Linked DNA regions of Homo sapiens: all the other regions are linked to region 1. A link is a contact called in ENCODE Hi-C or POLR2A ChIA-PET data. All regions are on one chromosome and are shown on one strand. The core of a region is the stretch at or near the end of the contact, and the rest is flanking DNA. Distances in the headings are between cores, read along the strand shown. Region 1 has its middle 38 kb from the start of LINC01913. Region 2 holds the start of COX7A2L (cytochrome c oxidase subunit 7A2 like). Region 3 holds the start of HAAO (3-hydroxyanthranilate 3,4-dioxygenase). Region 4 holds the start of KCNG3 (potassium voltage-gated channel modifier subfamily G member 3).

What was found. Hi-C counts contacts between places; a loop is a spot of excess contacts on that map. ChIA-PET counts read pairs that join two places held with the same protein, here RNA polymerase II (POLR2A). Pooled maps may share reads with other maps.
Region 2: a loop to region 1 is called in a map of dorsolateral prefrontal cortex, with 15 times the contacts of the local background. The contact joins the promoter of COX7A2L here to the enhancer-like site in region 1. A Hi-C loop is called at or near these places in 18 of 168 maps with a recorded cell type or tissue (B cell, CD4-positive, alpha-beta T cell, CD4-positive, alpha-beta memory T cell and 10 more), 6 of 37 single-sample maps with no recorded cell type and 26 of 50 pooled maps. POLR2A ChIA-PET finds 5 or more read pairs at or near these places in 2 of 52 experiments (CD4-positive, alpha-beta memory T cell and activated naive CD4-positive, alpha-beta T cell).
Region 3: a pooled map shows a loop between it and region 1 (2.6-fold over the local background). The contact joins the promoter of HAAO here to the enhancer-like site in region 1. A Hi-C loop is called at or near these places in 3 of 168 maps with a recorded cell type or tissue (CD4-positive, alpha-beta T cell, CD8-positive, alpha-beta T cell and PC-9), 1 of 37 single-sample maps with no recorded cell type and 3 of 50 pooled maps. POLR2A ChIA-PET finds 5 or more read pairs at or near these places in 1 of 52 experiments (GM12878).
Region 4: a map of naive thymus-derived CD4-positive, alpha-beta T cell shows a loop between it and region 1 (21-fold over the local background). The contact joins the promoter of KCNG3 here to the enhancer-like site in region 1. A Hi-C loop is called at or near these places in 6 of 168 maps with a recorded cell type or tissue (CD4-positive, alpha-beta T cell, CD8-positive, alpha-beta T cell, IMR-90 and 2 more) and 12 of 50 pooled maps. POLR2A ChIA-PET finds 5 or more read pairs at or near these places in 2 of 52 experiments (Caco-2 and H1).

Annotation. Positions count from the first base shown.
Region 1 is chr2:41,835,799-41,842,929 of GRCh38, reverse strand. No RefSeq gene overlaps it. Among named protein-coding and RNA genes, the nearest start is that of LINC01913, 38 kb to the left of the region's middle. Within about 2 kb of position 1,574, at least 19 of the 41 ENCODE cell types and tissues checked have a DNase peak (open chromatin) inside an H3K27ac peak, as active enhancers do; they include ascending aorta, dorsolateral prefrontal cortex, gastrocnemius medialis and 3 more, where a contact is called at or near this core.
Region 2 is chr2:42,356,759-42,364,012 of GRCh38, reverse strand. COX7A2L (cytochrome c oxidase subunit 7A2 like) reads left to right here and starts at 2,796. Exons shown (of 3, transcript NM_004718.4): 1 at 2,796-2,923. The coding sequence starts at 2,852. RefSeq lists enhancers at 2,056-2,145, 2,706-2,765, 2,135-2,878, 2,786-3,105, 2,879-3,623 and 1 more and a silencer at 2,336-2,505.
Region 3 is chr2:42,787,707-42,794,495 of GRCh38, reverse strand. HAAO (3-hydroxyanthranilate 3,4-dioxygenase) reads left to right here and starts at 1,913. Exons shown (of 10, transcript NM_012205.3): 1 at 1,913-2,039; 2 at 5,889-5,967. The coding sequence starts at 1,960. RefSeq lists silencers at 1,177-1,266, 1,347-1,446, 1,627-2,066.
Region 4 is chr2:42,492,045-42,498,637 of GRCh38, reverse strand. KCNG3 (potassium voltage-gated channel modifier subfamily G member 3) reads left to right here and starts at 4,656. Exons shown (of 2, transcript NM_133329.6): 1 at 4,656-5,801. The coding sequence starts at 5,137. It also overlaps a transcript of MTA3 not described here. RefSeq lists enhancers at 3,335-3,629, 4,954-5,711, 5,712-6,469 and silencers at 4,384-4,463, 4,554-4,603, 4,784-4,873.

The DNA of each region.
Region 1 (7,131 bases), core at 325-2,824:
CCTGGTGACTTGAATCTTTAGGCCCAGAGGCTGTTCAGAATCTAACCAGCTACAACAAAATTGGGACTTGAGGGGGATTAAGAAAAACTTGGCTTTAAAAATTAGAATTAACAACAAGAGAATGGTTAAATGAGTTCAGGTATAAAAGACTGCAATAGTTAAAAAGAAATAAGGATACAGACATAAAAAGATCTTTGAGATGTACTGTTAATTGAAGAAAACAAGTTGTAGAATAAATTTTAAAATACAATCATGTTTATGCAAAAGAACAACAACAAAAAAACCTAGCTTTCTCCCCGCCACAGGTACATGCATGAAACCATACCCAGGAGGTTAGGAAGATGCCACACTCAATGGATGACAGTGGCTGCCTCTGGGGAGTGTGTGTGAAGGTCGACCAGACCTTGCACTTTGTTTTGTTCACATTTTAAAAGATAATGTAACTACGTCTTTCTGCTGTAATCAGAAATAAAAAAAATAGAACAACTGGCTTGAAAATCTAGGATGCAAATCCTTCTGCTTATCTGAGACCCAGGTGGTCACTGGTTCAGTCCTGATGCAGAGCAATGGCACTGACATTGAAATTGCACTCAAAGAAACCGAGCTGCAGCTCACCATGGACATGTTGTAGGATTCCAACCAGGAAGTGCTCTGAGCTTCACAGGGTTGCTGTGAGTATTAAATGAGATAATATATGAATGTGCTTTGCAAAAGTTAAAGTGGGAGACACATATAAGGTAGAAATACTATACTGTGTCATTACATTCTTGTACTAGCTCCCAAAGTGAAAGTGGGATAAGAATGCAAGCACCACAACCCGATGAAGTAGATATTATTATGATCATCTCCATTCCCCAGCTGAGGAGTTAAGTTTTAGTTAATTTTCTATTGGTCATTCGGCTGTTCAGCTGCAGTCAGAACTTGAACCCAGGCTCCCTGCTGTTCTCAACTGCCACTGCATGTTGAAGCACTCGGACACATTTACAGCCATGTGTATATATATTTACCGTTTCCTTCTTGGAGCAGTTCTGACAAAGCTGAGATTTAAACCTCCAAGAACAAATATATGAAACTGATTCTAAGCACTGTAGAGTATTTATGATGTGTTTGTGCTAGGCATTGTAGGAATAACAAGTGGCTAACATTTTCTGATCATCTGCTGTGTGCAAGACCGTCTTCTAAGCGCTTTACATGTATTAGTGCGCACAACTTTATGCAAGAGGTACTACTATCCCCACTTTACAGTTGAGAAAAATGCTGCACAGAGAGTTTAAATATCTTGCTCAAAGCAAAGACGTTTAAGATATGGTCTCTACCCTGAGTCCAATATGCGTGAAATAAAACAATGGAGAAGTGCTGCAATGCAGCTATTTACAAAGTTCCAAGGGCGCTCAGAGAGTACCATCCCTGCAGGGGAAAGCGAAGCACTTCGTGTGAGATCCTGAAAGTCCGGGGTGAGCCACTTCAAGCAGGGGCGGGGCGCGTGTGCAAGGCCCTGGGCTGAATTAATGAGAACCCGATCTCATGTTCTGGGTCAGAACCGAGCTCCATCCGGACTGCAGCGCAAGCCAAAGAAATGCAGTGGCTGCTGTCCCGGCTGGGCCCTTCTGCATACCCCGGGGGCATCGGGCCAGGGAGCCGTGCTCCCCTTGGGCCGCGGGGTTGGTAAGCAGCAAACCGAGCTGAAGCGGCCAAGAACCCTCCCGTAGGGCAGAGTGAGGATTGGCGGGAGAGAAAAGCCTAAAGGGACTGTAGCAATTGGCTGCCGCCTTTTCCACCGTAGGAGGATCGGGCTGACACTCCCAGCGTTGGGACTTATTCAGGTAAAGATTATGTCTGGAGCCCCATCTTGCTTCAGAGACCTCCCGTTCTGCGCTTATCACTGCGTCCCCGGAAACCAGACGTCCCTTAAGAGACTTAGCCAATTATCATCCACGGCCATTACCGTGGAGAGCCTAGCGCTGTCAGCGAGTTTCTGATTGGCTGTTGCTGGAAGGGGGCGGGCCCGGAGAAGAACCGTGCAGCGTGCGGAAGGAGCCCTACTTGCCCACCGTTCTCTCCAACTCAGGACGGACGGCGCCGCCAAGTGGTCTGTAGGGGTAATGCCTCGTGCTGTTGCCCCGCAGAGGGCGGGCTTGGCTTGCCAGGCTCCTGGAGAGGAAAGCCTTTTAACCTAAATGAAGTAGAAAGAGAAATACCTAAACTTGAATAGGAATCAGTCGTGCTGAATAAGAGAGCTCTTAGTCAGAATGCGTGTCGTCGGTTCCAGCTCCACATTAACTCAGTTTCCTTTCTTTCCTGAGCCTCATCTGTCAGATGGGGATAATGATAATACCTATCTCCAAGGCTTGCCATGAGGTTTCAATGAAATTAATATGTTTAAGGTTCGCACAGTGCCATGCGCATAATAGGTACACGATAAGCAATAACTGGTGGGGATCAGTGCACTGGTTAAGAGTGAGCATTCTGGGTCAGTGCCGTGACTCACACCTATAATCTCAGCATTTTGTGAGGCTGAGGCAGGAGGATTGCTTGAGTCCAAGAGTTTGAGAGCAGCCTGGGAAACATAGTGTGACCCTCTCTCTACAAAAAATAAAATTATCTAGACGTGTGATGTGTGCCTGTAGTCCCAGCTACTTGGGTGGCTGAGGTGGGAGGATCACTTGAGCCTGGGAGGTCGAGGCTGCAATGAGATGAGATTGCACCACAGCACTATAGCCTGGGTGACAGAGTGAGACCTTGTCTCAAAAAAAAAAAAAAAGAAAAAAACAAAAAGAATGAGAATTTTGCCGTTTGAAAGAATACCTGTTGAGTCCCAAGCCTGCATAGCACTAGCATGGTGAGATTACATAGCCTCCCTGTCGCAGTTTCCTCATCTGGAAATGAGACTAACAATAACACCTACTTCATGGAATTGTGGTTTAATTGTGGTACTGATAAAATACCCAATACAAAGCAATCAGTAAATGTTGGCCCCTATTATTCATATCATTTATGAGGAAGGGAATAATGATTATTATTTCCCTTCTTCCTCCCCCAGGCAATAGGCTACTTCAGCCTGAGTTGGCCCTTCTGAAAGAGGAATAGTGGCTTGCTTTGTCTGGAGTTAGTCTGTAAACCTATCACACTCACACGTATGAACATAGGACTTGGAAAATCTCTATATCACACTCTTGCCCACAGTTTACATTATTCTTTTAGGCACTGTTTTCTTAAGCCCCGTTGGCACCTGACGAAAGCATAACATTATAATGATTAACTTATTGGAGTAGAATTGGTTTATTAGAGTATCTTTTAAGTTGGCTGTAGTGTTCAACAGTATTCTGAGGGCAGTGTACATAGAAGGACATGTACTGATGAAGACAAGGGTTTCAGGGGTTTGAAATCAAAGGACATAAGTCAGCATATACTCTAGGGTGAGCCTGGGTTGGGACCAATGATGGTGAAGTGTGTAGCGGTGGTTGGGTGATTGGTTGGGAGCAGGGAAGTCTGGAGTGTTTCTGAGTCATGGGAAGATTACTGGACAGACTTGGAGACTTGAATTCTGGCTAAAACGAATTCACTCTCTGGCTGTGTGATCTTGGACAAGTCACTTATATTTTCTGAGAACTGATTTCTTTGTAGTAAAATGAAAATAGAATATGATTCTTGTGTGTAGTGCGTAATAAGTACTCTATAACTGCTAGTTATTTGTTGTTATTCATAGTATCACAAATAATTCCTCCTCAAACGTATGTTGCGAGAATCATGGAGAAATCTGATCTGTTTTTATATTTCAAGAGTGATGAGTGCCTAAGATCACCAAATTAACAGTTTGGGAGTTTGGCAAGGGTTAGTCTACCTTTCCTTTCTTTTCCATTTTGTAGTTCTTATCTTCTCTTCTGTCCTTAATTAAAAGTCTATCCTTCAAGTCACACAAGTGACCCAGTTCAGTGAGGACCTTCATGGTTCTTTGGATGCCTCCCTGCTGTACCATACGTTTGACCACCTCCCATCATCTGCCCCACCCATTTCCTTCTCTTCTGGCCTATAGGAGAGGACTCTAGCTAGAGCTTAGGCCCTGTGTACAGTGGTCTCATGTATCTTGGCAGCCCCAGGATTCCAGGGTTCTTCTTTGGATGAATGACCTTGTAATTGAAGCCCAAAGTTTAAGGCTGGTACTGCTGAGCACATACTGTGGAGGTAAGTGGGTAGGACAGCTGACACCCTCTCCAATTAATCATCCAGCAATAATTTTGGTGCGGTTACTATAGCCTGGTTACTTTGGAGGCCACATTCTTCCATTCTGAAGATATATGTAGAGTTATTTCTCAGTTAAAAATGAAGACAGGCATAATTTTTAGTGGGAAAATATGGGGCTTTTGTGTTGGGCAGATTTAAATTTGAATCTGGTCCTTTACTATGTGATCTTAGAACTAGTTGCTTATTTTCACAGTTTGCTTATCTATAGAATGGGGACAATTGGAATAACAGTAGTAAAAAGGAGTGAACTTTTGATAAATAGAATAACGTAGATGAATCTTAAAATAATCATGTTGGATATAAGATGCAAGACAAAAAGATTACATACCGAGATTATGTTTATATAAAGTTCTAGAAAATGCAAACTTATCTGTAGTGTCAGAAAGCAGGTCAGTGGTTGCCTGGGGACGAGCAAGTGGAGGGGCAGGAGGAAGGATTACAAAGAGAGAGAGGAAAACTTTGGGAGCTGATAGATATGTTCATTACCTTGATTGCAATATGGCTTCCCAGGTATATACATATATCTAAACTTATTAAATTGCACATTTTAAATATGTGCAGTTTATGACATCAGTCTTTCAATAAACTGTTAAAATGGGGATAATAAAATGTATTCATAAATAGTTGGTGATGTTTTAATGAAGAAAACATGTTAAAGTGCCAGAAATACAGCAGGCGATCAATAATGGGCACTCACTTCTTTCCCATTTTCATACTTTAAAAAAGAACACTAGGGAATTAACTTTAGCATAATATTTATATGACAAAGCCTATAAGTGGCACCAATAGCTTAAGTAATATAGAATACACATTTTCCTGTCTTTCTTGGTATCATAGGTACAGTATTATAAAGATTAAATGATGCAATCACATAAAGAACTTTGAACATTTCTGGGCATATAGTAAGTACTTGTTAATTGTTTTTTATTGCATTTACTACTATTGTTATGATGGGTTTGATGGAAGGCATGGAGTGAATAATCAGTAAATATTGGTTACATGTAATTGTAATTATTTTCATTATTAAAGTGGATGAGGAGGAAAGATTTGCTAAAAGATCAAGGAAGCTGATTTCCAAAAGAGTTTGCTTTTCTTGAGATTTGATGGGGCTTGGATTTATGTGTTTGTTTAATGCTAAATTGTGACAGAAACCATCTGGAAGACAGTTGGTGAGTGTCTTCTACAGCAACATAGCAACTCATTATGATTGTTAATATAGATGATATTAAAGGTAGCAGGTGCATTTATAATGATCAGTGAATTTAAATGGGATTAAATGGCTTCCAGCCATTAACAAAGTGGTACCAACATTTGGTAGACATTATCTTAGTGTCAGACAGAAGAATCTCATGAGGCACTCCTTAAAATGCAGATTTGTGGGACCTACCTTCAAAGTCTCTGATTCAATGGCTCTTGGATGGCTCAGGAATCTGCAGTGTAATGGACGCCCTCAGTTGATTTTAATGCAGGTTATCTGCAAACCACACTTGGAGAAGCACTGGTCTAAGACATTGGGACCTTGGACAGCTCCTCGTGACCTTGGACCAAGGTTTCAGGACCCGAGACAGAGCCCAGAATTTCCAACTCCATACCTTGCGGGAAATTTACTTTAATTCTCAAGGAAGCATGCTCATTTTCCTAGAAACACCACCACCACCACCAGCATTCCTTAAATCCATACTTTTGGAAACTGAAATTTCTGATTTCTGATGGCCAATAAGGAGAAGGCACACATGGTGCATCATATTTTATCATAGGAGAAAATAGTCTAAACCTAGAGTGCTTAGCTTGGAAACTGATGCTGTGAGGGTGCACGTAGTTTTCAAAGGATCTGAGACCCTCCTGAAATTGTATGTAAATTTGTGAGGAAGCTTATTCACATATATTTTCGTGGATGGGGAAATTTTTCTCCACTTGAGGGTGGAAATATTCTGGATACACCAATGTACATGCTTTTAGGTACAACTTATGTACTTTGATGGACCTCTTAAGATTTGTGTGTGTGATGAGAAAATTTTATTTCTTCCATGTTACTCAAGCAACTAAAAAGTATATGTATCCTTTCAAATATAACCATATCAATGAAAACAAGCAAACGATCTCTGAAGGTGTCCAACTCTGACATTTCAAGCTATAATTTGAAAAACTCTCAAGTATTGTGATTGGGGTCTGTTAAAGTTGGTACAGAATTGGATATATCTCACCGTGGCTAATCTAGAATCTTTATATTACTAAAATAACTGTCTTATTATAAGCCACAGTTAATGTAAGAAATGAGGTTATTCGGATGACTAAGGAATTTTCTTCACATATTATTTGATTGTTAAATGTTCTTATTTTTGACAGCCTTACCAAAAGACAAGTCAGTGATCATGGGGTATTGAATTAGGTAACATCTGCAGCAGGTCAAACTATTTCCATAGACAAGGTGATAGCCATTAACAATATTTCACTTAGAATACATTCTCAAAGGCAACCCATTTAATAGCAAGCAAACCATCTCACATTCATCATCTGTGACCTGTCTGGTGGTAAGCCATAGCTTAATATTCTAATATGTGTAATATATCTGTAAAGATAAATTTATTCTCTTAAAGGCATAGCTGATTTGAACTTCTGTCTTGAACGTGTTGTTCTTTGACTATGAAGAAAATTCTCTAGTCAGTGCCCCAAAGACATGAACTATTCCAGTGATAGGAGGAAGCAGGGCTATTAACATGCTCATTAACTCCACAAGAGACTACAGCTATGCATTTGGGAGGCAGATTGTCTCAACAACCCTGATATTTTTCTTTCTATGAGGAATAGTGAGGTAGAAATTATTGGCTCAAGGCTCTAAGCAACTCAGAAAACCTTGTAAATTATCTATGCTAATTTCAAAGCAGATAC
Region 2 (7,254 bases), core at 1,547-4,046, 520 kb before region 1:
ATCTCTACTCAGTATTACCCAATTTAAATTTTATGTTGGTTTTCCATCCATTCCCCAGGCGCTTTCACAGAGCGGCCTGCCAGAGGCCATTAGCACACACCCCTCACAAATGGAGAAGCAGCGGCATTCAGATTCACCAGGAGCTGGACTGGCATTTGCACTCACTCAGTTCACCTGGTGATTGGCAAGCTTCTCTACTCTGAGTCGTGGTCACTTCCCTTCAGAATAGAATGTGGGGAACAACCTGAAGGGATCGTGATAAAAAAAGATTGTCTTTGATGTTGGATGGGATATGCAAATACGAATGAGAATAGGGTGCCTTAGTACTGTCAGAGTGTGCTGTGTTTTATTTGGGAAATGAGACAAAATCTTCCCATGATCAGCCATTCCATGTGACATCCCAACCCACACTCTGCTACTGACATTTTATCTCCCACTGAACAGCCTGGCTGTTGTAACATTTTCAGGATTCTTAATTTATGTCTTGCAGGATCTAAAATCAGATGGCAGGAACTTTAAGAAAATAACCAGTGTTGACAGGCACCTTATAAAAGAAGCTGGTACACCTTAGTGCTGCTAAAAGTTAGAGAATATTCTTTCGTTTCTTCTTCCAAAATATGTCCAGAAGTCAGTGGGATGGAGACAGTAGCTGTCCCAAATCATTTAATTTCTCTTTTCAATCTAAACTCTATGAAAGGCTTTTTCTTTCACTCAATATTTGCTAGCGCCTGGGACTCAAGAAGGCTAATGTCAATGGATCATTTTCTTTTGAGGTAGTCGAACTTTTTGTCGTAGAAAAATCTTCCTGAATCTATTCAGTATCAAAACATGGGGTGGGCCTGGCACGGTGGCTCATGCCTGTAATCCCAGCATTTTGGGAGTCTTGAGTTTGGCAGATCACTTGAGCCCAGGAGTTTGAGACTAGCCTGGGAAACATGGTGAAACCCCATCTCTACTAAAAATACAAAAAATTAGCCAGGCGTGGTGGCGCGCATCTGTGGTTCCAGCTACCCGGGAGACTGAGGTAGGAGAATCACCTCAGCCTGGGAAGTCAAGGCTGCAATGAGCCGAGATCACACCACTGTACTCCAGCCTGGGACAGAGTGAGACCCTGTTTCAAAAAGAATTTAAAAAAAAAAAAAAAAAAAAGGAAATCACTAGTCCCAAACCACTTATCCTTGGAGAAATATGGACATAAACCCAAATTGCATGTTCTTTCCATTATATCACAGTGTCTCTTTGTAAAAGTGGCAACTTTGGGCTGGCTTACATGAATTCGCTGAAACCTTTACAACATATTGGCGGTGCTGAATACTTGGGGCTCTTGAACGTAAGCCTGCAACCAGGATGCTGGTGTACACCCTCACCCTGGAATGCTCAGCCTTGATCCTCCTCTTTTCAGAATGGCTTCATATCTATTTATTTGTAACATAGTGCTTAACAGTAGGAAGTCTTGAGCCAAATGCCTAGCTCTGCCACTTATCCCTGACCTGAGCAAGTTACTTAGCTTCTCCAGGCGTCATTTTCCTGTATTCTAAAATGGAGATGATAATAGCATTTACCTTATAGGATTGTTGTGAAGATTAAATGAGTTTAGGGCAATGCTATATATAGGTTAGTATCATCCATCAATTTGCAACATGATTTCATAAGTGCATCTAGAATATGCTTGTGTAAACCTATGGTTAGATGATGAAGCTAAGAAAAGCCTGAGTCCATCCCTGGAGAGTAAGAAACTAGTATACTCCTTTTACACAGTACCTTGCACACAGCACAGGCTTAACAGACATATTTAAATTGAACTGAAGCGAATACTACCAGAACTGAAAGTGGTAGTTCCAGATCTTTCAGGCTCAAGGTCCAGATTTTACAAGTGTTTCTGATCACCCTCCCCCTACCTCATTTATCGCAAAGAGCAGAGGCCAGGAAAAGGATGAATAATCAATGACCTTAAAACTCAGGTGAGAATAAAAACCAGTTCTGAGAAACCGTGTGACATTTACATCCTGGTACCTGAGCTTTAGATCACTCTGCATGTGTATTTCCTCTGCACAAAGCCCAGGAGGCTACTTTTATATTATTGGGGCAAATCTCCCAACAGCCCTGGGTACTAAACAGCCTTCAGCAGGTGCTTCCAAATTTTCTTATTTGCTTCAACTCCCAGGTTGCCAGGGGAAGCTTGGCCGACAAGTCTATACTCCTGGGCAGACTGAGCAACAGCAGGTGGTGGCTTCTGGATAAGAGGTGCTCTAGGTCGGAAGGAAATAAATGAGACTACGATCAGTTAAAGTTCGGTAAAGCAAGAGACGCCTTCAACCCGACGACCAGACGGTGGCTCCGCAGCACAGACTCTCTCGGATGGTGGAATTCCCAACCGGCTTCGATGTAGCCCCGCCCCTACCCAGACCACGCCCACCAATCACCGCCCTCTCCCCCCCAGGCCCCGCCTGGAGCCCGCCCCTCCTAAAGCATGCTCCACCTGACTCCGACACTGCCGGGCTTAGTCCGCCGGGCTTAGTCCGTGGAGCGCTTGCGCATTTCTTGAGTTGTCGTGGCACTGCCCAAATCTGAATGGGGGAAAGAGGGAACTTCATATTTCCTACAGACTCCGCCACAGCGACTTTGCGTGCTCTCTTAGAGCTGGTTTTGCCTTTCGTGGTCCTGAGAACCCTGGCTTTTGGTTCCCCAATGCGGCTTAAGTGTGCAGGTTTTAAGTTAGGCGATCTTCGGGCAGCCCTAGTCCCAGCACCGGGTCCTTGCGCTGAGTCTCGGGACCACAGCCGGGGAGGCGGGGTCCTTCTCTGGGGCGGTCGCGTTGGCAGCGGATGCGGGAAGCCGGACTCTGGGCGTCATGTACTACAAGTTTAGTGGCTTCACGCAGAAGTTGGCAGGAGCATGGGCTTCGGAGGCCTATAGCCCGCAGGTACGAGTGGCGCCTGGCCAGCTCGGACATGAGAAGTGGCGGCCCTAGCCTCGGCGACAGGCAGTCGCGGCGTTGGAGCCAGGGGAGGCTTCTGCCCGCGGTCGAGTTCGTCTCTGTTCTCCTTGCACCTCCCGGGGCCTCTCCACACCAGCGTACGGTGGTCACTGAGGCTTCTTTTTGTGTACCTGCTCACCTGGCGGGGGCTGGCCTGGCGTGGAAGTTTGGTCTGGCTCACTGCAGGGGTCAAGGTGACCCCCGGGGTCACTTGTCTAAAAGGGATGGTTTGTGGGGGTCCCCAGTGTGACCCGAGTCAGAGGTCCGGCCTTCTCCCTCAATTCGAAGACATCTGGCTTTCGGCCTCCTTGTCGTTTGTCATCTGCCAGAGCCCCATAGGCAGCCTCACTTGAGCTCGAGATTAGAGAGCGCGGGGCTATAAAGGCGTTTAGAGAAACCATGGTGCAGGGGGTTGGGGGGCTATGATCTGGGTTGGGAAATTTAACAGGTTACTTAACACGTCCAGGGAGGGAAGTTGCATGCAGCGAGGTTACACTTTCCCGATTGTAAAATATTTGACAGATGCTCGTTGTTTGGGTTGTCTGAAAAGTATTCCATTTCACGCAGATTCTACCAATTGGAGTTTGACTCTCCAGCATGTGTTGGGGGTAAACATGAGGGATTTTAGAGCCCCAGACGTGCCTTTTCAAATCATGGCGTTTTCCGCTTTAATTGTGTGACCTTGGCCAAGTTATTTAATTTATTGTGAGCTCAGTTTCATCCAGGGCGGCGTTAGTACACATTAAATGAAGTGTGTCAAGTGACTAGCAGTTTGGGCAGGTGGTTGGTTCTGGATAAGTGTTAACTGTTCACCAGAAGCTGTCTGAGATAGTATATTCCCTCCTAATCCTCTAGAGAAGTGTGGGAAGTGTCGGTGAGATACGCAGTTAGACTGCAGTAGTGAGGGGCCCAGATGAGGTGTAAAGGATACTCCATTACTGTTGCTTCATTTCCTTTTTCTGTGGGACACTGCAGCTTGCCCAAGAGGCAGATGTTTAAGAAAGATTTCAGGTCTGGTACCGTGGCTCACGCCTGTAAATCACAGCACTTTGGAAGGCCGAGGCCGAGGGTCGCTTGAGCCCAGGAGTTTGAGATCAGCCTGGGGCAACATAGTGAGACCCTGTCTCTAAAAACAAAAACAGATGATTCTAATCTCAGATAAGAAGGGCAAGTTTTTTTTTTTTTTTTCGGGGGTTAGTGGGGGAGTTGCGGTGGGAACGGGAAGGAAGAGTTTAGGGTTTATAAATGTTGAGTTTGTGATATGTCATGCTTGGTAGCAGCTAGATTTTTGAATATGGAGTTTAATAAACTTGGGTGTCTTCAGCCCATAGGTGGTAATTTGTAGGGAAGAAAGGTTGGATTATAGTTAGAGTATAGAAACATGAGGGAAGGGTGGAGAAGGAGAATGTGTTTAAAGAATAGTCCGGATGAGAAGGGAAACCAGTGTGGTCTCACTGAAACCGAATTGGTAATGACTTGTAAGGAAGGAATAGTCAGCAGTGTTGCACTTCTTTTACAGATTATGTGAGAAAATGGCCATTTCTATCATCTGCTTCTATGAAATGTATTCTCCAGTGTATGGATATTAAATGTTACAGTTTGATGAGTTTGGACAAACCCATGTACTGTATAACCACACCTCCCTCAATATGCAAGATGTTACATCATCCCAGGAAGTTCCCTTGTACCCTCTGTCAATCCCTGCCACCTTCTTATTCTGACTTTTATCATCATAAATAGATAGTTTTGCCTTTTTTTGAACTTCATGTAAATGGAACCAGCTCTGACCCAGGCTGGAGTGCAATGGCACAGTCACAGTTCACTGTAGACTCACTCCTGAGCTCAAGTAATCGTCCTGCTTTTGCCTCTGAAAATGTTGGAATTACAGATGTGAGCCGCCGTGTCTGGCTGCTCAAAAAATATTTTTGAGGTTAGTCCGTGTTGTACGTATCAGTAGTTAATTCCTTTTATCCTCTTATTCTTCTGTGGGATTTCATTTTATAAATATATCACAGTTTATTCTGTTGGTGGTAGTAGATGTTCTTTTATTTATTTTTTTAAAATATTTTTTGAGACAGGTTCTTGCTGTGTTGCACAGCCTGATCTCGAACTCCCCGGCTCAGGCAGTCCTGTCACCTCAGCCCCCTGAGTGGCTGGGGTTACAGATGTGTACCACCACACTTGGTTTATGTTCTTTTAATATATCTTCAGCATAATCTAGGTTTTGTTGCTTAGTAAGAAAAAAGTAAATTTTTCGACTAAAAACTGGCATATTGTAATAAAATGGGCGCTCAGCAGAGATTACCTTGCGATGAGTTTGATATAGATAGGGCTTTCAGATTTCTAGTACCTCTCCTCGTGAATCGTGTTTCTCTTGAGAATTTGAACTTCTTAGTTACTTAAAGATTTCTTAAACTATGTTGAAAAGAAGTGATACTGTGTAGGCTTTATATGAATTGTAAATTTCTGAGTGATTGTGACAGGTGCCCTCCCAACTAGGTGCTCTGACTTTGGTAATTAGGAGTACTTCAGCTTTTTCCTTTCCTGGAAACATACGATGAAGATGTTTGTAATTTGTAGTAGTAAGTAAAGTGAATAATTTGCCATGCACTAAATAACATAATATGGAAAAGGTGGTTCTGTAACAATTGCACAGGTAGAGATTTGTAAGTCAGCTTGACAGCAAGCAGTTGGTGGGATGGCATTTTCCATTGGTTGAAAGGCATCTTCCTTACCTTTCTCTGAATTGCGTCAAAAATAAATTGAGGCCAATAAGCACATGAAGATGTTTAACATTTTCAGTTATTAGAGCAAATCACAACCACAATGAGGTACCATTTAGTATCCACCAGAATGCCTAGAATCAAAAAGACAGATGATAACAAGTATTGGTGAGGATGTAGAGAAACGAAACATGTTACATTTGTGGTGGAAATGGTAAAATGACGCAGCCACTTTGGAAAACAGTTTGGCAGTTTGTTAAAAAAGGAAACGTAATTTTACTGTGTGATCTAGGAATTCCTCTCCCAATTAAGATGGCAGAATGGTATTCTAGGTAAAGGGAACTGTGAGAGTGAAGGAAGGGAGGGGGTCTGGAGGAGAAGCATTGGGTAGGTAAGTTTGACTGTGGAGGATGGAGGTAAATCATGAAGGGCCTAGTATGTAAGGACTTAATTTTGTGAGGCACTAGTAGGAAGTTGCAGAGCAACTTGATGCAGAGTTGTGGTAGTTTGTCCTTTCAGATGAGACAGATGTTGGGGATGAGGAGGGAGGGCTTCAGCATGATTGGTGAATTGGTGCTTTTCACAGTGACAGGGTGTTCCTGAATGGGCTTAGGAGTGAATTTTGGACATGATGAGTGTGAGGTGTCAGAAGGACATGGAGGTAGGTGGTGATGTCTAGCTTACCGTTAGAAATAAATAGAGGTCAGGTGCGGTGGCTCACACTGGTAATCCCAGTGTTTCCGGAGGCCAGGGCAGGAGAATTGCTTGAGGCCAGGAGTTTGAGACCAGCCTGGGCAGCAAAGTGAGACCCCGTCTCTAAAAAAAAAATAAGAAAAATTAGCTGGGTATGGTGAAGCGTACTTGTAGTCCTAGCTACTCAGGAGGCTGACGCGGAAGGATCACTTGAGCCTAGGAGATTGAGGCTGCAGTGAGCTGTGATCAATGCGTTGCACTCCAGCGTGGGTGACAGTGTAAGATCTATCTATAAACAAAACAAAACAAAAAGCCAAATGAATTGAGTCACTGCAGATTGAAACTGGTCTCCAGTCCTAAATCACAGTGGAAAAGTTCATACATTTCTATCATTTAAAAATTAAAATTATGGGGATCCTCTTTTCTCTCCACCCTCTTCCCCAAACCTAAGAGGTAGAAGAAAAGGAAAATGTTACAACCAACTTTTAGAGGGAAAATCATGTTTACTTTTCTCTTTAAAAATTTGGAGCAATTGAAATAAACTAGGAAGAACTTAATTACTAAACGTGGTTAAGGTTGAATGGCTCGTAATTAATTTTGGAGGTGGGGCTTATTTAAGCAGCTAAGAGATTCAGTATTAAAAAGTAAAGTATGTGATTTTTCTTGATCTATGGGCCACTTATTTTTAATTTTATTTTGAGACAGAGTCTCTGTCGCCCAGGCTGGAGTACAGTGGCGTGATCACAGCTCACTACAGCCTCGACCGCCTGGGCTCAAGTCATCTTCCCACCTCAGCCTCCTAAGTAGCTGGGACCACAGGTGTGCACCACTGTACCTGGCTAATTTTTTGATATTTTGTAG
Region 3 (6,789 bases), core at 664-3,163, 950 kb before region 1:
CAGTATCCAGAAGGATTCCAGATGGTTCCAACTCAACAATGCCAGAATACTCACAACATAGCAACTGTCCGTTTTCTGAACATTGGAGTCCAGTGGTGCCTGAGCCAGGAGGCTTGCCAATTCAGTAGACCAGACGTGGTATTTGCTCTACACAGCACAAATCAGAGGGCATATTTGATAGTGATAACATAGCAGTCATTTAGCTTGTGTAGAGGGTTACTCGGGATATTTCAGACCCCCAAAATTCTACTTGTGGCCTTAATTATTCACATTATTTGATCACATCAGTTAAAATACAGAGTACCTATCATTCTTTCCTTTGCACTATGGTAACGGAACATCTGTTGGGCTGAAATCAATTTTTTCTCCTTTTTGTGTGAATTCATTGATGCCTTCATCCACCCACTCACCCATCCCTCCATTTAACTAACACTCAAAGCAAACTTAACACATCTCAGATCCTCAGTGCTTCATGTGTCATTGTTTACGTCTCCTCTGATTACTTGTAGATGAGAAAAATAAAGAAGGTGGTGTGAGTTACTTGGGTGCAAAACGATATTCTAGTTTTGCACTAGAAGTGCTCAGCTAAAACTGTGCTAGATAAATAACTAAAAAAAAGGAGAGAGAAAAATGAAAAAAAAAAAAAGAGCGTCAGAGAGGAAACGGGAGGGTCTCAGTGGGGAATTCGGCTTCCTGTCGTCTGGGTTTTGATTTTGAGTTGTACTAGAGGAGTCTTTATGTCTGGAATGCTGAGAAAACCAGCCCAGGCCAGGCGGGCTGTGAGGGCAGGATTTAGAGGCGTTTAGTTTCTTAAACTCTATAGTCTGGATTCCGGTGTCAGGGGCCTGAGCCATTTTCCTCCTCCCCTACCCGTCAGCTCCCACTCCCTCCAAACTTCCTAAGAAAGTTCTGAGTCCTGCAGAAAGACAGGCTTCTCCATCTTCCACACCCGCGCAGATTTCTCTTTCCTCACACATGCACGCCCAGGCCCAGCGCCCCAGCCCCTCACCCCCAGGATAACTGTTAGAGTCTCTCACACGGGGCTGTCATCATTAACACCCCGAGATTCCCGAGGGCTAGGACACTGAGGCCGGTGTCCACATCTGCCAAATTCCTCCCATAGCTGCGTGCGAACTGAGTATGTTCCTAAGACGCCTAAGGAGTTCAGCACGGGGCTCGGGGTCCACTGCGACACTGCGCGGACAGCGGCCGCTCGGCTGGGCCTCAGGTGGGGAGGGCTCGCGGTCCTGCCCTGAGCCCGGGCTCCGCAGCTCGGCGCCTGCACCGCTCCCCTCGCCGAGCCCGCGGCGGAGTCTGCCGGCCGCACGCAGCAGGTCTGGGGCTCACCTTGAATCGGGACCTGCGGGGACCGCCGTGCGGCTTCCCGCTGGGTGAGCGCCGCAGCCCTGAGTGGCGGGGCAGTCATTCCCCTTTTCCAGATGGGAAAGCCAAATCTTGAGCCCAGCGCCAGCACCGTGTTCTCAGGTGCTGGGACTTCCAACCCGCGATCTCCTCACTGTAGTATTTCTGGGAACCTTCCCTGGGATTCCCCTCGGGGCGTAGAGGGAAGGAACGTCTGGGGACAAGCGTCCAGGAAGGGTCTGGATTCTTTGTCCTCCGCCGGGAGCAGGCCCCACCGCAGGCGCCAGTGTGTGGGGCGCCCCGGAGACGGTGGCGGGGACCGAGCCCCTGCCCCGCGGAGAAGCAGAGGGCGCGGGACGCCGTTCCCCAGCGCTGCCGCCGCCGCGCTCGCCAGGGCCTGGAGTGGCGCGGAGGGCGGCGGGCTCAGACCAAAGTCCACCAGGGGGCAAAGTCCGCGGGCCCCAAGCCCCCACCACGGGGTCGCGGGGGTTTGCTCCGCCTCGTGAGCTTGGGATTCTGGTTAAAAAGGCGGCTGGGCGGAGCTGCGGGCCTCCGACGGCGGGAGGACAGCGCTGCGAGGAGGCGCCCGGGACAGTCATGGAGCGCCGCCTGGGAGTGAGGGCCTGGGTGAAGGAGAACCGGGGCTCCTTCCAGCCCCCGGTCTGCAACAAGCTCATGTGAGTCCAGCACCCCCATGGCCGCCCCCTGCCCTCGCCTCCTCCCCCTCCTCCATCTGCGCCCTCACCTTCCAGCTCCGAGTTCCTGGACCCAGAAGCTTGCAGAAGGACCGCTTTAATCTCTTGGTTCTTGGGGGAAGATGGAGACAGGCTGTTCCGGTTCCACCACATCGGTCTGTTCCTCTTTCTTGTGACTGTGGCCTTGACTTCTGAAGAAGGCTGAGCTGGTTCTCAGGCTGTAGGAGATGACATGACAGGGTGCACCTCTCCTTCCAGGGCTGAGAAACAATTCTCCAACCCCAAGTGACACTGTGCATTTTGGGAAAACTCAAAAGTGTGGGGAGGGTGGTTTTCAAGGCAGAAATGCACTAGAATGTAGGCCTGGGGGCAGCCAAATCATACACCCCAACCCTGTCCCAGAAGCCACAGGCAAAGGGGGAGGCAGAGAATCCGCTCCTTTGGGAAGATCTTGATGTCTTGCTTTTTTCAGGGCCCCTCTATGCAGGTGTGCACGAACACACACACACACACACCACACCAGACCCTCCCTAGGCCACCTCTGCCAGTAGCCTCTGCCTGCAGCACCCAACAGGGTTGGCCATCCAGCTGCCATCTTTCTCAGGCAGACCTCTCAGGCCCTCCCCTGTGGTATGGTCACCTCCCTCATCCCCCCAGTTCCATGGCGGGGCCCCACATGCCAGCTAGATCAAGGTTTACATTCCCCATTTTTGCTGTGTCCACAGGACATGGTCAGTAGGGTGGCACCTCAAGGCAAACAGCAGGCCCAGGACTATGCCAAGTGTTTTTACATCATCTCATCTCATTCTCACAGTAGCACCGTGAGGGGGGATTTTCATAAGTAACTTTTCTAGTGTCACGGAGCGCCTGTGCGATAGGCTCCAGACTCAACCCACGGAGCAGTTCGACTCCAGAGTCCACGCACACTCTTGGTTACCATGCAATACCACATGGCCAACAGTCAATATCTCCCCAAAGATCTCTTCTATCACTGTTGTTGCCCACCCCCAATTAAAGATGTAGCATCATCTTTGCCTCCTTCCAACACTTCATCCCCATCTGCAGTCGCTCCTTCTCAGTCCTCCCTTCGCTCCCCCTGAGGTCTCGCGTCCATCTGCCCGGGCCTCTCCCTAGCATTTGGTGGTTTGCTGGCATCATTGGTATTCTTGCTTCTGCTGTACCACGCCCACCTCCACCTTCGTCTTCACAAGGCAGTCTCCTTGTGTGTGTGTCTGTGTCCAAATTTCCCTCTTTTAAAAGAACACCAGACATATTGGATCAGGGGCTCACCCTACTCCAGGATGACCTCATCCTAACCTAACTACATCTCAAGGACCCTATTCCAAATAAGGTCACATTCTGCAGTACTGGGCGTTAGGACTTCAACATATAAATTTTACAGGAGGGGTTACTATTCAGCAAGGTGAGAAGCTGCTGAAGCAAGCAAGGTGAGAAGCTGCTGAAGAGTTCTGGGCAGAGGAGGGGCAGGTCTGGTTTATGCATTCTGACTGATGGGTTGAAAGAATTCTTGAGTGGAGTTGTTTAAGAATTGTCTGTATGTACCTAAATTACATCTCAGTGAAGTTGATTTTAAAAAACAACTTTCAAGCCGGGCGCAGTGGCTCATGCCTGTAATCCCAGCACTTTGGGAGGCTGAGGTGGGTGGATCATTTGGGGTCAGGAGTTCAAGACCAGACTGGCCAACATGGTGAAACCCCGTCTCTGCTAAAAATACAAAAATTACCTGGGCGTGGTGGCACGCGCCTGTAGTCCCAGCTACTCAGGAGGCCGAGGCAGGAGAATTGCTTGAACCCGGGAGGTGGAGGCTGCACTGAGCCGAAGTTGTGCCACTGCATTCCAGCCTGGGTGGCAAGCAAGACTCTATCTGAAAAAAAAAAAAAAAAAACAAACTTTCCAGGTTCCCCAGCACCCCTTAGGCCAAGACCAGACTCCATGGCTGGTCCACCCTCCTGGACCAGCCTTCTCAATCGTTCCCCAAGCTCACCCCCAGTGCTTCTAATCTCAGAGCCTCTGCACCCAGCTCTCCTGTGCACACTCTTCCCCAGTCAAGTTCCTTGCGGCTTCCCTCCCCTCCTTGAAGCTCTATGCAGCTTTAAGTTCTTTAAGCATGGACTGTTCATGACAGCCTTCTCCTGCCCTGCAACCTCATCCACCTTTCCAAACATCAGGTCCACACGTGTGTTTCCGGTTTATTGGGCCCAGCCTCCCAAAAGGGAAGGAAAAGGAAAGAGACTGGCTCTTCCGTCTTGCCTCCATGCCTCCCAGCTGGGCTGGAAAGCAGCCCACAGGACAGGACACTCAGAAAGGACCTGCCAGTCTAGTTTGGGGGCTCAGACCTCCCCCATAGCCCCTCCCCTGCCATCCACACCATCGTCATCCATGCAGGCAGCCTCTAGGCTGCTGTGCCCTGTGTGTACAAATGGTCCCAGACCCAGCGCCTCCCCTTCCCAGAGGAAAGCCCTTGCCCCTGCCCTCTGTGGCAGGGCCACCTGAGAACACCCTGAAGCCCTACACAGACACATTCTGCTGCTTATTCACCCCAGTGTCTGCACCCTGAAAGGGGACCCTGCTGTGGGGATGGGGCAGGCTGTTCTCAGGAGGTGCTGAGGTATTTTTTGCATAAAAAGGTAACACCACACCAACAGCAGAAAGACTGAGGAGTTTGGGAACCCTTTTGTTCCAAACAGCTGACTAGATGCCCCACAGACCCAACGCCAGCGTGGGAGTCAAGGAGCCTGAGACCTGGCTCAGGTTCAGTCATTCCCTGGCTTTGTGACCCTCTCTTGGCTGGCTAAATCGGCTGTAAAATGAGAGGGTTGTATTGAGTTTATTTATTTATTTATTTATTTAAGACAGAGTCTCCCCCTGTTACCCAGGCTGGAGTGCAGTAGCGCAATCTCAGCTCACTGCAACCTCACCTCTCAGGTTCAAGCGATTCTCGTGCTTCAGCCTCCCAGGTAGCTGGGATTACAGGTGCCCACCACCAGGCCTGGCTAATTTTTGTATTTTTAGTAGAGACAGGGTTTCACCATGTTGGCCAGGCTAGTGGCCTCAAGCAATACATCCGCCTCTGCCTCTCAAAGTGCTGGGATTACAGGCATGAGCCACCACGCCCGGCCGGGTTTATTTATTTTATCAAATACTTAAATAGTGCTTACTATATGCTAGGCACCATTCTGAGAGCTTCCAAATATTAATTCATGTATTCTGTTTAAACTCTGTGAGGTAAGAACTGTTCCTCTATTTTACAGATAAGGTTAGTAACATGCCCCAGGGCCTGTGCTTATAAACACATGCCACACTGACTTGACACCGCCTGAGGCCCCTGCTAGATGTCACGGTCTCCTGCATCCACTGAGCCATGCCTCCAGCCAGGGGAGAGTGCAGGGTCCTATAGTCAGACAGCATGGGTGAGTGGCAGGTCAAGGTCGTTTTGCCCCTACACTGCCCCATCCTGGGAAGGGGTCTTCAATTTGCTACTCTCCTGTAATTCGAGATCTTGATCCTGTGATCCTGGTTGATGAAGCCATAGATTCACCACCACATCATTTCCCTTGTTGGGTCAGACGATGTGGGGGGACACACAAACAATGACAGACAGACACACAGACACGATCCCAGACACATAGACACTTAGATGCACGCAGGCATGAACCGGGGATGAGAGTTGGGGAACAGGGACAGTGAGGCCAAAACAGCCCTGCTCCTCTCCCAGGGGCCCTCAGGCTCCCTCCTGGCCCCCACGGGACCCGTGCTCTCTTCACTCCTAGGAGATGGTTTAGAACGTCTCCCCCACTTTGCGCATTGCAGGCACCAGGAGCAGCTCAAAGTCATGTTCATCGGAGGCCCCAACACCAGGAAGGACTATCACATCGAAGAGGGTGAAGAGGTAGGTTTGACTGGTCTCCCTGGATCTAGGCCTGCGGGCAAGGAGCCTGGCCCTAGCGGGAGGGGGCGCTTCCCACTCGAGGCCCAGAGATGATGGACTGGAGAGGGGTGGACATGTGGCTGATGAGTGGAGGGGGCACAGCTGAAATCACAGGGCACGACTGCTGCCTCCAAGCTGGTGGTCAGGCAGTGACGCCTCCACAGCTAGCACCTCTGCTGGGGGAGCCCCAGGAAACAACCCATGCCCTGCGGGTGAGAGGTTTTAGCCATGGGGCATCCTCCCCCTGGATATAGGGGCTGGCCATGTGAAGGGGGACGTCCTGGTCCCCTCCCCACAAACTTGACAGATTCAATTGGTCTCCAAAATGAGATCCTCCCCCGCAGACGGGGGCAAAGTGCAAAAACACCGTGGGTGAGGGCTGGGCTGAGTGGGTGGCAGAGGGAGTTCGAGGGGCTGAGGGAGGAGGAGCTAGTGGCTGAGGGGTAGGCATGGTAGGGAGGTGCCTGGAGCTGAAGGAGGAGTTGGGGCAGGGTGGCCCTTCCTTAACTAGAGGCTGCAAAACCCATTCGTGGCTTGTGGCTGGGGCAGGTGGGAGGGGGAATTTGCCTTGAATCACCTTTTGCACCTTGAAGTTTGGACTGTGCTTCTCTACTACCTACCCCAAAATAAATAAACAAAAGCAAAATTTAAAGAGAAAGGTGTGTCCCCTTAAGGAGAGACACAGAATCTCCTCTGGTGGAAAAGGATCAGTAGAGGGGCTCCCCATCCTCTCAGGGAGCCTCATTCTGGGGGTTCAGGATCCAGAGTCCAGCTTGATCAACA
Region 4 (6,593 bases), core at 3,407-5,906, 650 kb before region 1:
ATTCCACCTCATTTTAATGCTAAAGCCCCATCACAAAGTGAACACGATGTATGTTACATATATGTGTACCAATTATGCATGTGTGCGCCTCCCCCGTAAGTATGTATAGCTTTTCCCCCAAGCCTGCTGACTATGTATGATACAGGCCCTGTGAGGCCTAAAACCCAACCTGTTATTTCCCTCTTTGAAGAGAGAGCACCTTCAGTCCACACCGGAGACTTTCTCTTCCTGGCTTGCAAACTGATAACAACAATAAAGCTCTCCTTTCTACCATTCAGCCATCCTGGTGGTCTTCTGAACACCTTCTACAGGGGTCATTCTGCACACTGGGCTAAGTCATTAGCCTTTTATATTTTAAAATGAGAGAAGTTTCCATTTGAATTTCCATTCGAAAAGCTGTCTTTAAAAGTACCAACTGATTCGGCAGAGGCTGAGAAATAAACTGATGTAAATGCAAACATTGAAAAATATGAATTAACAGCAGGGCAAGGGCTTTTTAAAGCAGACAGAGTTGATAAGTAAGCTGCATGGAACAGTAGTGCCCACAGGGTATTTCAATTTCTAAAGCTTTGGGGGAAACGGTGTTTGGAGTCCTCGAACACATCCAGTTATGCAATGCAAAGTGATGGAGGAATCTGTGTTCAAGCCAGAGTCAGCAGTAAAAGGGTCACAACTTTTTACTGAATTTTTTGTTTCAGGTTACTCTGTTGTTGGTCACATGTTTAGACAAATCAATTCACTTATCCAATCTGTGTTTATTTAGAACCCAGGAATGAGAAATGAGCATGGCTGATTTGGGCTAAAGGAAGCATACATGAAGTGAGATGTTTCTAGTGTCATGCACTGAGCTATATACCACCTTCACATCAGCTTGTGATCTTTTCATTACCCCTTTGGATGTAGGTATTATTATCTTCATTCTACGGAGGAGAAAAACTGAAGATCAATGAGGTTTAAGGAACTGGCTCCAGGTGGCTTAGCAAATGAGTTATACAGCCAGGGTTTGAGCCTAGAGAGAGCCCTATAGACAATCTGGACTTTTTTTTTTTTTTTGAGATGGAGTCTCGCTCCATCACCCAGGCTCAAGGGCAGTGGAGCGATCTCGGCTCACTGCAACTTCTGCCTCCCGGGTTCAAGCGATTCTCGTGCCTCAGCTTCCTGAGTAGCTGGGATTACAGGGGCGCACCACCACGCCCAGCTAATTTTTGTATTTTTAGTAGGGACGGGGTTTCACCATCTTGGCCAGGCTGCTCTCGAACTCCTGACCTCATGATCCACCTGCCTCGGCCTCCCAAAGTGCTGGGATTACAGGCATGAGCCACCGCGCCTGGCCAATTTGGACTTTATTGTATGGACAATTTCTAATTATCTACTTTTATATACTCCTTTTAGGTTTTGTTTGTTTTGTTTTTTTTTGAAAACCTCTAGTTTCAAGAGGAGTTTTGCTCTTGTAGCCCAGGCTGGAGTCCAATGGCACAATCTCAGCTCACTGCAACCTCTGCCTCCCAGGTTCAAGCGATTCTCCTGCCTCAGCCTCCCCAGTAGCTGGGATTACAGGTGTGCACCACCATGCCTGGCTAATTTTTTGAATTTTTAGTAGAAACGGGTTTCACCATGTTGGCCAAGCTGGTCTCGAACTCCTGAACTTGGGTGATCTGCCTGCCTCGGCCTTCCAAAGTGCTGAGATTACAGGCGTGAGCCACCACACCCAGCCACCTTTCAGGTTTTTGAATTTGGGAATGCCCTGATGAAAATGGATGGAAGGAAGAGCTCTGTGGTGGCCTTATTCAGAATTCATAGAGATAGGAAAGAACTGGAGTGCAAAGAGATGAGGTAGAAGGTTGTGGCAGCAATCCAGGCCCTGGAAACAGAGTGAGCAGAGTTTGACATGAGAAAACCTGATTCTAGCCTCTGCCAGGATGCTGCTGCTGGGAATGCTCGGGCTAGTTACAGCCACATCTCTGAAGCTTTGTAACTTCGGAGGGGAGGAAAAAATGGGAGTAATTTGCTTTTTTTTTTTTTTTTTTTTCCTAGGTTCTGAAACTAGAAAACCTCTAGGTTCTTTCAAACTCTAAAATTCTACCTTTAAATTGTAATGCATTCTAAAGATTTAGATATGAAGACCCTAAATACCATCCCGAGTCTAGGAGAGAATCTGGATGTAATACTTCTCAACATTATCTTCTCAAAGTACAAAGAATAGAATTGGCTTTAAGAATGCTCTCTAAACCAGATTATATTGAGACAAGCCTATCATTTCTGCATCACTGTTTTCTTTGTTTAAGAAAACGATTTGGGTATTGCTGCTGCAGCAGTGGTTGATGATATTAAAATCAAATAAAAATATTACTCTTGAAACAAATGAAATGATTTAAGCCTATCTCTCTAAGAAATCGCATGAAAATATACCTAGGAGGCACACATTGTATTGTCATCAAATTAATTTGTTTTCTAAGCTCAAATGTAATTTAAAATGAGATATTTCTTCAACTGGTTCAATCAACAGACAGTAGAAGGATTCTACGGAGAGAACACAGGAAATAAACCCTACAATAATGTTAGAGCAAACAATCGGCACTATAGTTCTGTCTTCTATTGCTTGTGATGCTTCTAGAAAGTATTTTTTAACGGCTTCCTGATGAATTGGCTCTTGGTATCAAGCCAGGCTCATCTCTGGCTCACATCTGCAAACTTTTCCCCATCCTCACGTCCTACAACAAATCCATCTTCAAGACCTGCAAAGTTCTTGGTCTCAGCGTTTCTCAGAACAGACCCTTCTTCATCTTCACAGACACGGGGTTGGGGATCCCATTCCTGGGTTGCGAAATGACCTTCTCCTTAGAATGACCCAAAGTGCAAAGGCATCTTCCTGAAATAAAGCTTTCATCAAGCCATTTCTGCTATGGAAACCTCCAGGGATTCCATTGCTTATGGGATCCAATTTAAATGCTGCAGTTGAGATCCCCATTGTTTCAGTGGGCAAGTGCATTATACTTCTTCACAGACTTTAAACCTCCACATTCGAGATTTTGCTACTAGGAATGTTTTGCCCTTTCTCTGTGCCAACTCATGGCCATCAGCACCTCCAATTCTGTCTTGAAACTCACTTTCTTACAGATATTTTTCTTGTTTAATATCTACTTAGTAGATACTAAACAGCAAAGTAGCAGTATCTACCCAGTAGACACTAAATAGCAAAATAGATACTGAATAGCAAACTATTTAGTAGATACTAAAGTAGCAAATAACTCCTGTTTTTGAGCTTTTAATCACATTTAGTGCTCTTAAGATAAATTATCCAAGTCTGGGGATAAACAACTCACAGAGATTTTCATTCTTTAAGAAGCCACCGAGAGTGATTTTACTTAAAAGACAGCACTCACATTTTCAGTTGTCTGCCTTTTCACTAGGAATCCACTTAAGAACCAGCGCAAAAGGACTCCGTTTGGCGACCTCTAGCGGGCACCGGACAATCCTACAAAATTACGAAAAGTAGAGGGCAATGAAAAACTCTTCCCTTTAACCAGCCAGGTTACCCTGTGGTCAGATGACCGCATCTCACCCTACCCCACCCTTATTTTTTTCTTCTAGTATTTGTTTTGCATCTAACACGGTTCGCCTTACAACTCACCTGTCTCGCCTCCGGCGGGCTGGGCTGCCGGTGTCGGGTGTCAGGTGAATGAATTGCTGGTAGCAGTTTAAAATAATCCCTGCCAAGTGGAACCCGCTTTCTGGGCACGGACAAGAGCGCGGGGTAGATCGCTCTGCGGAGCCTTCACGGGGCTCTTCCCGCTCGGAGGGCCGGTGCTGCAGCCGGGTCAGGGGTGCGCGGGGGAAATCAAGATATTTTGAAAAGGAGGATGCAGACGAAGACCAAGAGAAAGGCTGTTTTTGCCGGTGACAAGGCGTTCCTCCCCAGACTTTCATCCCACTCTAAGGGCAGCATCTCGAGAGGGTCCAGGCGCGCTACACGTTAGGCGCCTTCTCAGGACTCGCGCCCCAGAACGTGGGGGCCGGGGCCGGGTCGGGGACCGCTTCCCTCCGCGGGCTGGCAGGCGGCACCGAGGCTGGGGGATGGGGCGTGTAGCCGCCCTCTGAGCACGCGGTACGTGGGTCGCCCCGCGCGGCGGTAGGAAGAGCAAAGTCGGCAGGAAAAGCCGTGGCTGGGATGCCTTCCCTGAGAAATCCTTAGGGGCGATGTCAGAACCCGAGCTGGGCTCCGGACAGTTTCTGGAAAAAGCTCTCCAAACGCCGTCTGTCCCCGCACCCGAGTCCACACTGGGCTTTGAACCAGGGCTGTTAAAAGGGGCCCTGGGGACTGCCCAATTCATCCCGATGGCCCAGGGCAGGACGCGGGAGCAGGCATCCCGGCGCTGGGCTCCCCGCTCCCCCGCCCTGCGGACCCCTCCCCGCCACTACGGGCCGGAGCGGAGGGGGAGGACGGCGTCACGAGGCGGGGAGCCCGAGGTCCAGGGCGGGGCGCCCGGGAATCCCAGCCCGAGCAAGCCGGGGAGGTGCGGGCGCGGGCGGGAAGCGGAGGGCGGCGCGGAGGGAGGTGAGCGGCGCGCGCGGAGCCGGCGGGCGAGGAGGAGGACTGCACAGAGGCCCCGCCCCCGCCGCCGCGAGCCGGCTCTTCGCCGCCTCCGAACCCGCTCACTTTGCCTCTCGCCTCTGGACGGCGGCGGGGCGGCCGCCGGATTCGCGGCCGCAGGGAGCGCCGGAGACGGGGAGCTATTCCGCCCCGGCGGCTCCATTCGGCGCCCGCAGCCCTCAGGGGGTCGGCCCCGCGGCTTGGGAGAGGGCACCGCGGCCTCGGTGTGCGCAGCCCTCGGGCGCGAGGGTCGGCGGCGCGGACACAGCCGCGTTCCCAGCCGGTGGGGCTCAGCGCTGGCGCCGGCGAGGACTCCCCGGCCACCCGCAGGTACCGCCGGGCGGAGGGCGCGCTACTAGCAGCGCCGGAGATACTCGAGCCCAGGGACCCCCGGGCCAGCGGAGGGCAGGAGCGGAGCCCCGAGGGAGCGCGGGCCCCGACGGCGCGCTCCCCCGTCAGCCACGGGCAGGCAGGCCCCGCGTGGCGGCTTGGGGTGGGGGGCTGCAGCGGGGCCCTCGGGCCGAAAGTCCCCCGGGCGGCCAGCCATGACCTTCGGGCGCAGCGGGGCGGCCTCGGTGGTGCTGAACGTGGGCGGCGCCCGGTATTCGCTGTCCCGGGAGCTGCTGAAGGACTTCCCGCTGCGCCGCGTGAGCCGGCTGCACGGCTGCCGCTCCGAGCGCGACGTGCTCGAGGTGTGCGACGACTACGACCGCGAGCGCAACGAGTACTTCTTCGACCGGCACTCGGAGGCCTTCGGCTTCATCCTGCTCTACGTGCGCGGCCACGGCAAGCTGCGCTTCGCGCCGCGGATGTGCGAGCTCTCCTTCTACAACGAGATGATCTACTGGGGCCTGGAGGGCGCGCACCTCGAGTACTGCTGCCAGCGCCGCCTCGACGACCGCATGTCCGACACCTACACCTTCTACTCGGCCGACGAGCCGGGCGTGCTGGGCCGCGACGAGGCGCGCCCCGGCGGGGCCGAGGCGGCTCCCTCCAGGCGCTGGCTGGAGCGCATGCGGCGGACCTTCGAGGAGCCCACGTCGTCGCTGGCCGCGCAGATCCTGGCTAGCGTGTCGGTGGTGTTCGTGATCGTGTCCATGGTGGTGCTGTGCGCCAGCACGTTGCCCGACTGGCGCAACGCAGCCGCCGACAACCGCAGCCTGGATGACCGGAGCAGGTACTCCGCCGGCCCTGGGAGGGAGCCCTCCGGGTAGGACGCACTGCTTCTCTACCCGTCCCGTCCGTCCTGTCGCGTCTGTCCGTCCCGTCCATACGTCCCGTCTCCGTCCTGTCCGCCTCCGGGCGACCGAGCCAGCGGGGTGCGCGCCCAGCGAGGCCCAGGCGCGGCCAACTACGGGACCGGTCGGTCCCCACTCCTACCCCGTTGTCCGGGGCACCAGCGGGGTCTGGCCCTTACACTAGACGCACCTCTTGAGGGCGAAATCCTCAGGCATGGGGAGGGGCGTGTAGAGATAGACAAATGTCCCCTCTTTGTAGTTTACTTTTGCGCAGAGAGCAACCTGCTAATTACATTTTTCTGAACTTTTATTGTTAGGGTTCAACAATTAAGCCTTGAACTAAGCGCAGTTTGAATTATTTGCCAATTTTTGGTAGTGTTTGGAAAGATGGATTCTTGTTATGGTGAAATGTGCACTCTCCACACATTCTATACACTCTGCCCCCGGCATACTATGTGCTGTAATGGAATCGTTATATTATAAAGCAGGTTAATTTATCGATAGACTCTAAATAATGGATGTCTGTGCCCTTTTCTTCCCCCTTTTCCTACAAAGTATGGAGTTAGCAAACCTCTTGTCCACCGTTTGGTAGCAAAGATTCACACTGCGACTTTCAGAGGGTCTATGATATGGGAAGGGAAAAAACCATTACCTTGAGAACAAAGAAAAATCTAAACTGTCCTAAATCCAGAAAACAGTATTTGGGTAAATTTTTTTTTCTACTTTACTAGGATGAATGGGAAAATATTGCAGTCTTTTCTTAG